3 separate regions of the Homo sapiens genome follow, and all the other regions are linked to region 3. The links are chromatin contacts, found by Hi-C or POLR2A ChIA-PET in ENCODE. All regions are on one chromosome and are shown on one strand. Each heading gives the region's core, a stretch centred on a gene start or an enhancer-like site at or near the end of the contact. The rest is flanking DNA. Distances are from core to core; before and after follow the strand shown. Region 1 holds the start of MIR670HG (MIR670 host gene). Region 2 overlaps HSD17B12 (hydroxysteroid 17-beta dehydrogenase 12). Region 3 has its middle 37 kb from the start of HSD17B12.

The links. A loop is a pair of places that touch in the nucleus more often than their neighbours do. ChIA-PET counts read pairs that join two places held with the same protein, here RNA polymerase II (POLR2A). Pooled maps may share reads with other maps.
Region 1: a map of heart right ventricle shows a loop between it and region 3 (2.0-fold over the local background). The contact joins the promoter of MIR670HG here to the enhancer-like site in region 3. A Hi-C loop is called at or near these places in 6 of 168 maps with a recorded cell type or tissue (Ramos, Right ventricle myocardium inferior, endothelial cell of umbilical vein and 3 more), 1 of 37 single-sample maps with no recorded cell type and 16 of 50 pooled maps.
Region 2: a loop to region 3 is called in a map of ascending aorta, with 3 times the contacts of the local background. The contact joins two enhancer-like sites. A Hi-C loop is called at or near these places in 4 of 168 maps with a recorded cell type or tissue (Caco-2, Calu3, aorta and 1 more) and 13 of 50 pooled maps. POLR2A ChIA-PET finds 5 or more read pairs at or near these places in 2 of 52 experiments (CD4-positive, alpha-beta T cell and GM12878).

The regions. Positions count from the first base shown.
Region 1 is chr11:43,567,494-43,570,591 of GRCh38, forward strand. It overlaps MIR670HG (MIR670 host gene), which reads left to right and starts at 1,813. Exons shown (of 2, transcript NR_131246.1): 1 at 1,813-2,080; 2 at 2,274-2,907. All of the region lies in intron 2 of LOC124902807 (potassium/sodium hyperpolarization-activated cyclic nucleotide-gated channel 4-like), which reads right to left. It also overlaps a transcript of HSD17B12 not described here.
Region 2 is chr11:43,734,793-43,737,616 of GRCh38, forward strand. The region is part of intron 1 of HSD17B12 (hydroxysteroid 17-beta dehydrogenase 12); the gene reads left to right. Among named protein-coding and RNA genes, the nearest start is that of HSD17B12, 55 kb to the left of the region's middle. Within about 2 kb of position 1,452, at least 3 of the 41 ENCODE cell types and tissues checked have a DNase peak (open chromatin) inside an H3K27ac peak, as active enhancers do.
Region 3 is chr11:43,642,425-43,645,659 of GRCh38, forward strand. It overlaps a transcript of HSD17B12 not described here. Among named protein-coding and RNA genes, the nearest start is that of HSD17B12, 37 kb to the right of the region's middle. RefSeq lists an enhancer at 1,709-1,898. Within about 2 kb of position 1,752, at least 25 of the 41 ENCODE cell types and tissues checked have a DNase peak (open chromatin) inside an H3K27ac peak, as active enhancers do; they include endothelial cell of umbilical vein and heart right ventricle, where a contact is called at or near this core.

The sequences.
Region 1 (3,098 bases), core at 563-3,062, 75 kb before region 3:
AAAGCCTGTGGCCTCTGGGCAGAGATTTGTTCTATAGAGAAATGAAGGAAATGTGCAAGAGAGAACAGTTTTACTCTGGAGCTCCCTCTACTGGCTCTTTGATAGAAATCCATCGCAGTTATTCCGCCCTGCCTTGTGGGTATCAAGTTAAAGCATCCGAGCATCCTGGCACCTTGAAGCAAGGAGAAAAGGTGTCCTGAGGTGCCAAGGAAGATGAAACTGCAGATACTGGTTTCTTCTGCCTCTTTTACAATTTCATCTAATGTTTTGGGGGTGCCAAGATAGTGCTAAGCATTTTGTGTGCATTATTTCATTTAATACTCACCATAAACCAGCATTTTACAAATGAGGCAGCTGAGACCTGAAGGGATTAAATAAGTTCCTGGCATCACCATAGACTAATAGACCCCCTTAGTGACCCTCATAATTCTTATGATTCTCCTGAGTGACAACTCAAGAGAAGCAAGAGTCAACGGACAATGTGAGGTTGGAAGTGGCACTTGATCTCATCACCTAATATAAAGAGGCTCTGAGATTGCGCCATAAACTTCCTAGGTCCTATAGAATCTCAGCCCTGTTTGTTTTTTTATTCTTTTAATTTTATTTATTTATTTATTTATTTAAGACGAACTCTCACTCTGTTGCCCGGGACGGAGTGTGCAGTGGTGTGATCTTGGCTCACTGCAACCTCCACCTCCTGGTTTCAAGCAATCTTCCCACCTCAGCCTCCCGAGTAGCTAGAATTACAGGCATGCACCATCACACCTCGTTAATTTTTTCTGTATTTTTAGTAGAGAAAGGGTTTCACCATGTTGGCCAGGCTGGTCTTGATCTTCTGACCTCAAGTGATCCACCCGCCTCAGCCTCCCAAAGTGCTAGGATTACAGGCGTGAGCCACTGCACCCAGCCTCCTGTTTGTTTGTTTTTTTTTTAATTCAGCCCTCGAGGCAATTAATTACATGGCAAGGCTTTGTCCAATCTGCACTCTCACTGTGATGCCCAAGTTGAAGAAAGCAGGGAACTACCACAGTGACTAAGAAGAGTTTCCATGACAGAAGTGAGGCCTTTTAAAATTTGTGGAACATGTTCACGCCTACTTTTAAAATAAAATTCCATGAGATAGGTAGGGCAGATAGTGCCCACACATTTTATAGGTTGGGAACTTAAGATACTGAGTGCCTGTTTCCAGGTTTTGTTTAGGGGCAAATGGCAGAATCAAGACCAGAACTGTCACTCTCAGCTTAAGTTCTGACTTTTTGGTTGGTGTTGGTTGGAACTCAGAGTCTAGCATGGGTTTTTTAATTACATAAAATAAAGACTGTGAAGCTACCTTCTTGTTTTACATCCAGATCCTTTCCTGAGTCTCTCTGTTTTGGGCTAGTTCATAATTGAGCTTCCTTGATATTGAGTCATTTGGGAATTGGGAATGACATAAGCCACTCATCTTATTACTGTTGGTCTCTCACCAGTCCACATTTTAGAGATATCTAGGTCCCTGAGAGAATCCCAAATATTATTTCAGTTCTCCTGTAGCTCATGAAGCCATAAATATTTCACCTCACCCAGGAGAATCAAAGCATTTTCACATTGGTTCTTACTGGGGAGTTGAGATATGGGTAAGTAATAGGAGTCCCATTCCTGCTTTGGCTGGGGTTCGGGTCTCCAATTTCACTGCCAGTGTGTCTCTAAATCTACACAGTGGGACAGTGGCTACAGCAGACATCACTCAGCTCCCCACTCCTGACTTGAGACCTTCCACTAGTTGCCCCTTCCCCTAAAAACAGAGTGATGTCATAATGGTATCAGAATGGCACTTGCTGATAACAACACAGAAATAACAAGGGCAGACTTTCTGCAGTGTCTCCTGAGCAATTGGTTGTCATTGTCCTAAACAGAGCAGCTAGGTTAAAAAGATTTATCCATAATGTAACCTCCTGGCCCTCAGCTATGGGTGGAAGCAGCACTTTCTGGTTTGACCTCCTAATACCACAAACTCCACTTTGCCAGAAAAGTGACTTCTTGATGAATAGTCTGTTCAGATAGGCCAATTTGGAGTATATTCATATTTGGCCACCTGCTGGTAAGACTGATCATCCCCTTGCCCAGCTGTAGCTTTGAGCATCTGCCCCCATGTTGCCCCCATCCCCAGTAAAGCCAAAATGGTCCCATCGAAGGAGGGGAGGGGAGAGCCTGGAAATGAACACTCCCAGGGAATTGTGAGTGATGGAATGTGGATTGCTGACACCATGTCCCTTTCCTCTTGCTTGTTGTAGGAGCGTCAATGACCAAGAGGAGACCAGATGAGTTTTCAAAGCAGTCCTCAAACACCCAGGACACACCTCATCCTTTACCTCGTGCTTTCTGCAATGTTGCTGTTCATGTTCATCTTCCTATTAACATTTGCCATAATAACCCCTCATTGACCACCATCATTCCTCCATCCACCACCAACTCAGCTCCTTCTCTAAAGTGCCCTCTAATGGGCAGTGGCTTTGGTCTCTGTTTGGCAAATTATGTCCAGAGGGTTAACATTAATTTCTCTTTCTCCTATTCCTCCCTCATGCTAGATTCAGTCCATCACTCAGCCTCCTGTCAGGAAAACCATAGCAAATCCTACTTTCTGCTAAAATGAAGTTACAAGACACTTTTCCAGAGTAGTCACACTCAATGAAGGGACCCAGGGTGTATCTGAGTGTGATGTAATTGAAACCACATGGAAAGACTAGAAATACCTTGCTCCCAGTCAGATATAGTGAAACAGCTTACTCAAGACTGGACTAAGATTTAGAATATAGGGGGGCTAGGGAGGAGAAAGAGAAAGATCCTCAGAAGTGGATTGTCCCTGAATACAGGATGAAATCATCTAGATTTTTTTCTCCAATTAAATTTGCATTTCATTCAACCACATTGCAATGGCTTCATACTGGGCATTTTCATTTGAGACCCAAGGCTTTTCTTCATGGGTCCTGAGCCACAGGTTCCTGGATGGTGAGGTAAGTGGCATTTGCCCGCACTGTCTAGGGTGGTTTGTAGTGCTTTGATAAACCCTGTGCTGATGAGTCAGATCCACCCTGTTAGGCCCTAAAATTTGTCCTCTA
Region 2 (2,824 bases), core at 202-2,701, 92 kb after region 3:
CCATTAACGAATTCACAGTGTACGATTCAGGGGGCTTTAGTACATTCACACTGCTGTGCAACTTTCACCTCTATCTAGTTTCAAGGTATTTCTACCACCCCAAAAGGAAACACCATACCCACTAAGCAGTCCCTCTCTATCCTCCCATCCACAGTCCCTGGCAACCACTAATCTGCTTTCTTCCTCTATGGACTTACCTATTTATTCTGGATGTTTCGTGTAAATAGAATACATTTTGTGTCTGGCTTCTTTCATTAAGCATGATGTTCATATATAAGGTTCATCCACATTGTAGCATGTATCAGTACTTAATCCCTTTTTGTGGCTGAATAATATTCCATTGTATGTATATACTACACTTTGTTTATTCAGCCATCATTTGTTGGACATTTGAGTTGTTTCTACCTTTTGGCTATTGGCAGTGGTGCTGTTAGGAACATTCATATACAAGTTTCTGTTTGAATACAGGTTTTCAGTTTTGGGGGCTATATACCTAGGAGTGGAATTGCCAGGTCATATGGTATTTCTGTTGATCTTTTTGAGGAACTCCCAACCTGTTTCCTTCAGTGGCTGCACCATTTTATAGTTCTACTAGCAATGTACAAGGGCTTTAATTTCCCCACATCCTCACCAACACTTAATTTACATTTTAAAAAATTACGGTCAACCTAGTGTGTCACTGTAGTTTTGATTTTCATTTCTCTAATAATGTTGAGCTTTTTTCTTATGCCTGTTGGCCATTTGTATATCCTCTTTGGATAAATGTCTATTCAAGTCCTTTGCCCAATTTTAAAATTGGATCATCATTTTGTTACTGAGTTGTACAAATTCTTTATATATTCTAGATAATAAACCTTTATTATATAGATGATTTGCAAATGTTTTCTCTCATTCTATGTGTGGGTTGTTGTATTAGTATGTTTTCACACTGCTGTAAAGAACTACCTGAGACTCTGTCATTTATAAAGAAAAGAGGTTTAATTGACTCACAGTTCTGCATGGCTGGGGAGGCCTCAGGAAACTTACAATCATGGTGGAAGATGAAGGGGAAGCAAGGCATGTCTTACCTGGTGGCAGGAGAGAGAGATCGAGGGGGAACTGCCACACGCTTTTAAACCATCAGACCTCCTGATAACCCACTCACTGTCACGAGAACAGCATGAGAATTCCTATTTTCATGAGGCCCCTTCCGTGTTACTCCCACATTTTGGGTATTCCCAAAGGAAGCCACAAAGTAGTTTGAATCAGATCACACTGAGGCATAAAGATTGATAGCCTTTTAATTCTTATACATGGGTTTGCATTTTTAAAGAGGATGTGGCATTAACCAAAATGAATCATTATTTGGAAGGGTTTTTAGTTAACCAAATAAAGTGAAAAAATCAGGCAGAAGGCATTTTTGGGTTATGGTGCCACCAGAAGGAATCGCAGGGCCTTGCCTGGAAGTCGGCCCAGGGGAGTAACTGCCTTTAAGCAAATCTGCTTTTCACAGTTTTTTTTTTGTTTTCGTTTTTCTGTTCTGGACCTATAGATGCTTTGAATTTTTGTTATTGTTGTTGTTTGGGTTTGCCAGTTTTTTAAGTGACAAGTAGAACAGTCTGCAGTGTCTGGTTGGGTCAAAAGAAGGGGAGTAAAGAGTCGAAGAGAGGGCTGCTCAGTGGGGAACCTGAAAGGACTGAGTGGGAAAAAGGGGACTCTGTATTGGGACAGGACATTTGTAAACTGGGCATTTTCTTTCTATAATAATCTACTGTTCTTGAAGAAAGATGTGTGCTTCCTCATACCATGGGATTGTGGAAAATGCCCACAATATCTGGGTGTATGCATAAACTAATATTTTTCTGTAAAATTATTTTTATAATATGATTAGGAGAACAAGTTAGAGTGGTCTTATATTGCATCACTTTCACTGTTTGTCTTTAATAAAAATGGAGGAAGTTGCTGCTGTTTTATTAACTTGCACCCTGCATGCTTCTCTTCTTTGTTCTTTGTTAAATATGAGCTGGCGTGTGTTAAGACTACGTTAGCATTTGCTCTCAGGGACTTCTGTGGTTTCTAAATTCAGCACTGCTAAGCCCCTACACTGTTTGCCTGAATCAGTTGAGACTGCTATTTTTAGCAACAAAAGGGAATTGAAATAGCAATTTTCTTTCCATGTAATAGATTCCCAAGAGGAATACTGATGCAAGCTCTCTATCATTTTCTATTCCTACCACCCTCCTCCCAAAGCCCTCAGAGGAAAGGCAGCTGTCATGGTTTGCGGCAGTATTAATCTTTAATCAATCGAGTGTTTTCTGCATTCAGGTGTTCGGGGGGAAAAAAGAGTCACAAGAAGGAACCTGTTTGGAATAACTAAGCTCTTAGGCATGGACTTTACAGTCAGAATTTTGTGGGTAGTGGCAGGGAATAGACAGAAGAGCTAAAAATAGTGAGTTTGCTTCCAGTGTTGCTCTAGTCTATTTTTGATGTTTGATTTTGATAAGGTTGATTGGGTTCTTACTAAAAATATCTGTTCCTAGCAAGTTGAGGACAAAAAGAGTAGAATATTTTTAACCTACACAAACTAAAGTATTTTTGTTGACTGTATAAAATCTGGAAGTGGAGCCCTGGTCAGTTGCCAGTATTTTATATAATCTGTAGCAAGCTAGACACTTCTGGATGCCAAGTTGGGCTATTCTTTATAGTTGTCAGTTTCCATCTTCTCAAAGGCTTGTAAATTTGGGTTCTAGTGTTATATTTGTGTATGAAGACATAAGCCTTTTTAAAAAATCTTCCTTTTTCCACTTTCCTTCTTTTCTTCCTCTACCTTATAGTGCCACCCATG
Region 3 (3,235 bases), core at 502-3,001:
CCTCTTATATTTTGAACCGTTAAAAGAAAAAAAATGACTAATCTCCTAATGGAAAATATAATCTTATAGTACTGAGAAGAGAGTTGTAAGCATGTAATAAATATATGAGATCAGTTTCATTTCTGACTTGTTTTTGAGCCTTTCTTATGAATCATCATGTATTTTAACATCAAGAGAATAATATATAAAATACGCTTTAAAATGTTACAACCTGGTAGCTATTAAAAAAGAGAGGGGAAAAAAACAGAGCTTTGCCTAGCAAAATACTAACTAAAGAGTTAGGTGAGAATTAGAAATGTTCAGATGCTAAAGTAGTATAATAAACTAAAATTCCAAATATATATGAATATATAATTTTTTATATCTTGGTATATGGCATTTGTCTTAATTGTTTAGGAAACTACATATTGTACAGGAGTGAAGAAGTAAATGATGAAGTATTTTCTCATCATAGTTTACTAGATAAAAAATGTACTAATAAGCTAAATGTAATAGTAAGGGGCACATTTAAAATATAATTTCGTAGAGTCTTACTAAATACGTATCTTTCCAACAAGGCTTTAGGTTTTTGCATGTGTATTAGGATTTCTGAGTTTTGTGATTTGAAATTCATGATACATTTTGAGTGCCCTTTCAAATGGCAAATTGTTTCTGTGGAAAAATCAGACATTATGTACATTTCATTTTATATTTGGATGTGAGAAAAATAGCAGATAATTTGGGAGAATTCTAGTTGTTGCCTTAGTGTATGCATCAAATACTAAACAATTATTTTATCTCTCAGTTATACGTCTGGGCATGTTACAGTTTGTACTGTATGTACAAACAGGATATTGAACTTACATTGATGATACAGTGTTCTTTAAACGTGATTGTTAATCTTTACTGAAATTATGGGCAAACTATTTCAAAGAAATGCGTTTTTAAACTCTTATTTTTAATTAAAATGAGAAAAACCTTGAAGGAGTTCATTTATGAATAAAATATGTAATTGTGCAGTCTCCTGAAAGAATGAACTCTTAGTTTATTTTTCAAATTTTATTAAAATGTTTCTTTACTTGTTGCTTGTTGGCATTTTAAAATTAAAAAGTAATAAAGCAGCATTATTATATTTCTGATTATCTATCAAGAGAGTGAAAGGGAAACCAAAGTATATTGACACAACCCAGGTTTTCCCCTAAAAAAAACTAACTTCAAATTGAAAAAATATATTGCCCATATTTAATATTTCTTATTAGGACTTACTTGGAGTCGCATAATTTTTTTGAGACAATATATTGGAGGAAATTTGTCTTATAAAATGGAGAGATGTAGAACATTGTGGGCAGTTATAGGATAGTCTTTCTCTCTTGTTGCTTCCCAGAAGTTAGAAAACAGATTTTAAATTAATAGTGTTGAGTACACGAATCTCTGGAGTATAATAACTTAGAAAAATGTTGGAAAATGATAAAGTCGAAGGGGAAGATTAATTGAAGTTAAGTGTCCCCTTTTCAAATGGGAAGCATTTGACACTATGAGGAGTGCTCTAGAGATTAACAAATGTTTCTCTGTCAAGGATAATTTTCTGAGCAGTTGAGGTTGTTTGTGTGATAAGGGAAGGCGGCTAGATAGCGTAACTATAGGTGTTTGAGAAAATTTCCGAAGTTACTTTCAGATTGAAAGGGTGAAAGTAGGTGCAACAATTGGCCGTTGGGAGGGGAAAGGGTGCAGGGCTCGCCAGCCCGGCGCCACTACAGGGTTAACCGCGGCGGCGCCCGGTGCACACTGGGAGTTGTAGGCCGCGGGCATTGTGGGAGTTGTCGTAAAAGCCTGCTTTCTTGCCGTGATGGCCGCCGCCGAGGCAGGGAGTTGAGGGTTTCTGCCTTTCGGAGGGTTTGGGGGGCTGTCGGTCCCGTTAGAAGGCCACCAACAGCCCCCCAGGTTGCCAAGGGCCTGTTAGTTGTGTTCCTGGAAGGTGGGCAAGCAGCCTGATGGGTTAACATTGGGATTTGCCGTCGTTATAGCGGTCAAGGGGCCTGTAGCGGCTGCAGGGTCGGTGAGGGTTCCCAGCCGGCCGGACCTTGGTCGTCTGGCATTCTGCCTTTGAAATATCTGGGTGGCCGGCGCCTAGGCATATGGGGTTGTGCTTTCTGTGTTGTGGTTTGTAGCTTGCATCCTCCACTGTTCTTAGCGCATTTGGCTCTGTCCATATGGCTGTTGGTACTCATGGCCCTATTTGGGGTTGGACTGGGCTCTTTTTCTTGGGTCTGGTGGGATTTAAGCAAGAACTGGAATTTTGTAAGATGTACAGCAGTGTCCTGGGTGTTGTCTGTCTGGTGTGGGGTGTGAGCAGTTGCAGGAGTTATGAACGTGTCCATGATCGTGTGGTTGGCTTTCCCTTGCATGTGGTGAACTTTCCCCTCGTTTGCTAATGCTGAAAGGCAGTGTCAGGCAGTTCCTACTTGTGAAATGCCTTCTTATTAACTTGGATGTGTTCCTAAATCTTGGGAGCTTTGCAATTGCTTGTAGAAAGATATGTGTGCAAAACTGAATTTAAAACGAGCACCAGGGTTGCAGGTACCTTTAGTTCTAGGGAGCCAGCTCCCCCAGGCTTCCCTGGTGCTGTGAAGTTGTTTGAGTTTATTTATGGAAATTAGGTTTGCTTTGAGCTGTGTTACCTTACTCTTGGCTCAGAGTTTCTCTGCATGTTGGGACCCTGATCTTTGATATTGGGTACTGTTTCAACATTTGAGGCTAAATGAAGCACCGTGTACTGATGTGTAATGTCGTGTATCACAATCTCAGGATAACACTAGATAGCCAAGAATGGCAGTACCTGTTTTGTCTGTCTACACGAATTGGACCTCATTGTTTCTGCCACAATGTACTGCTCCATAAATTCCGCCTTATTTCCATGGTATTGTCTGTAAGTTTTGAAATCTAACTGGTCATGAAAAGCCATTTTTCAGGCAGTATTTAAAAGCTTTTTCCCACAAGTAGAACTGGTATCTAAAACATTTTTTCATTCAAGTTTGGTAAGGTGGGAGATTTGAAATAAGGTACAACAGTGGTTTTGGAAATCAGCTATCAAGTTTTAGTTTTAGGGGCCACCACGTGACAGAAATGATTTATAGAGAGAGTAAAAATTGTATTCCATTTCTCTTGGTATTTTAGTGCATATAAAAACTAAATAAACCACTTTCATATATCATTAAAAAGCCCTTTGTGTCTTGTGATGAATGAGGTTTTTATAACT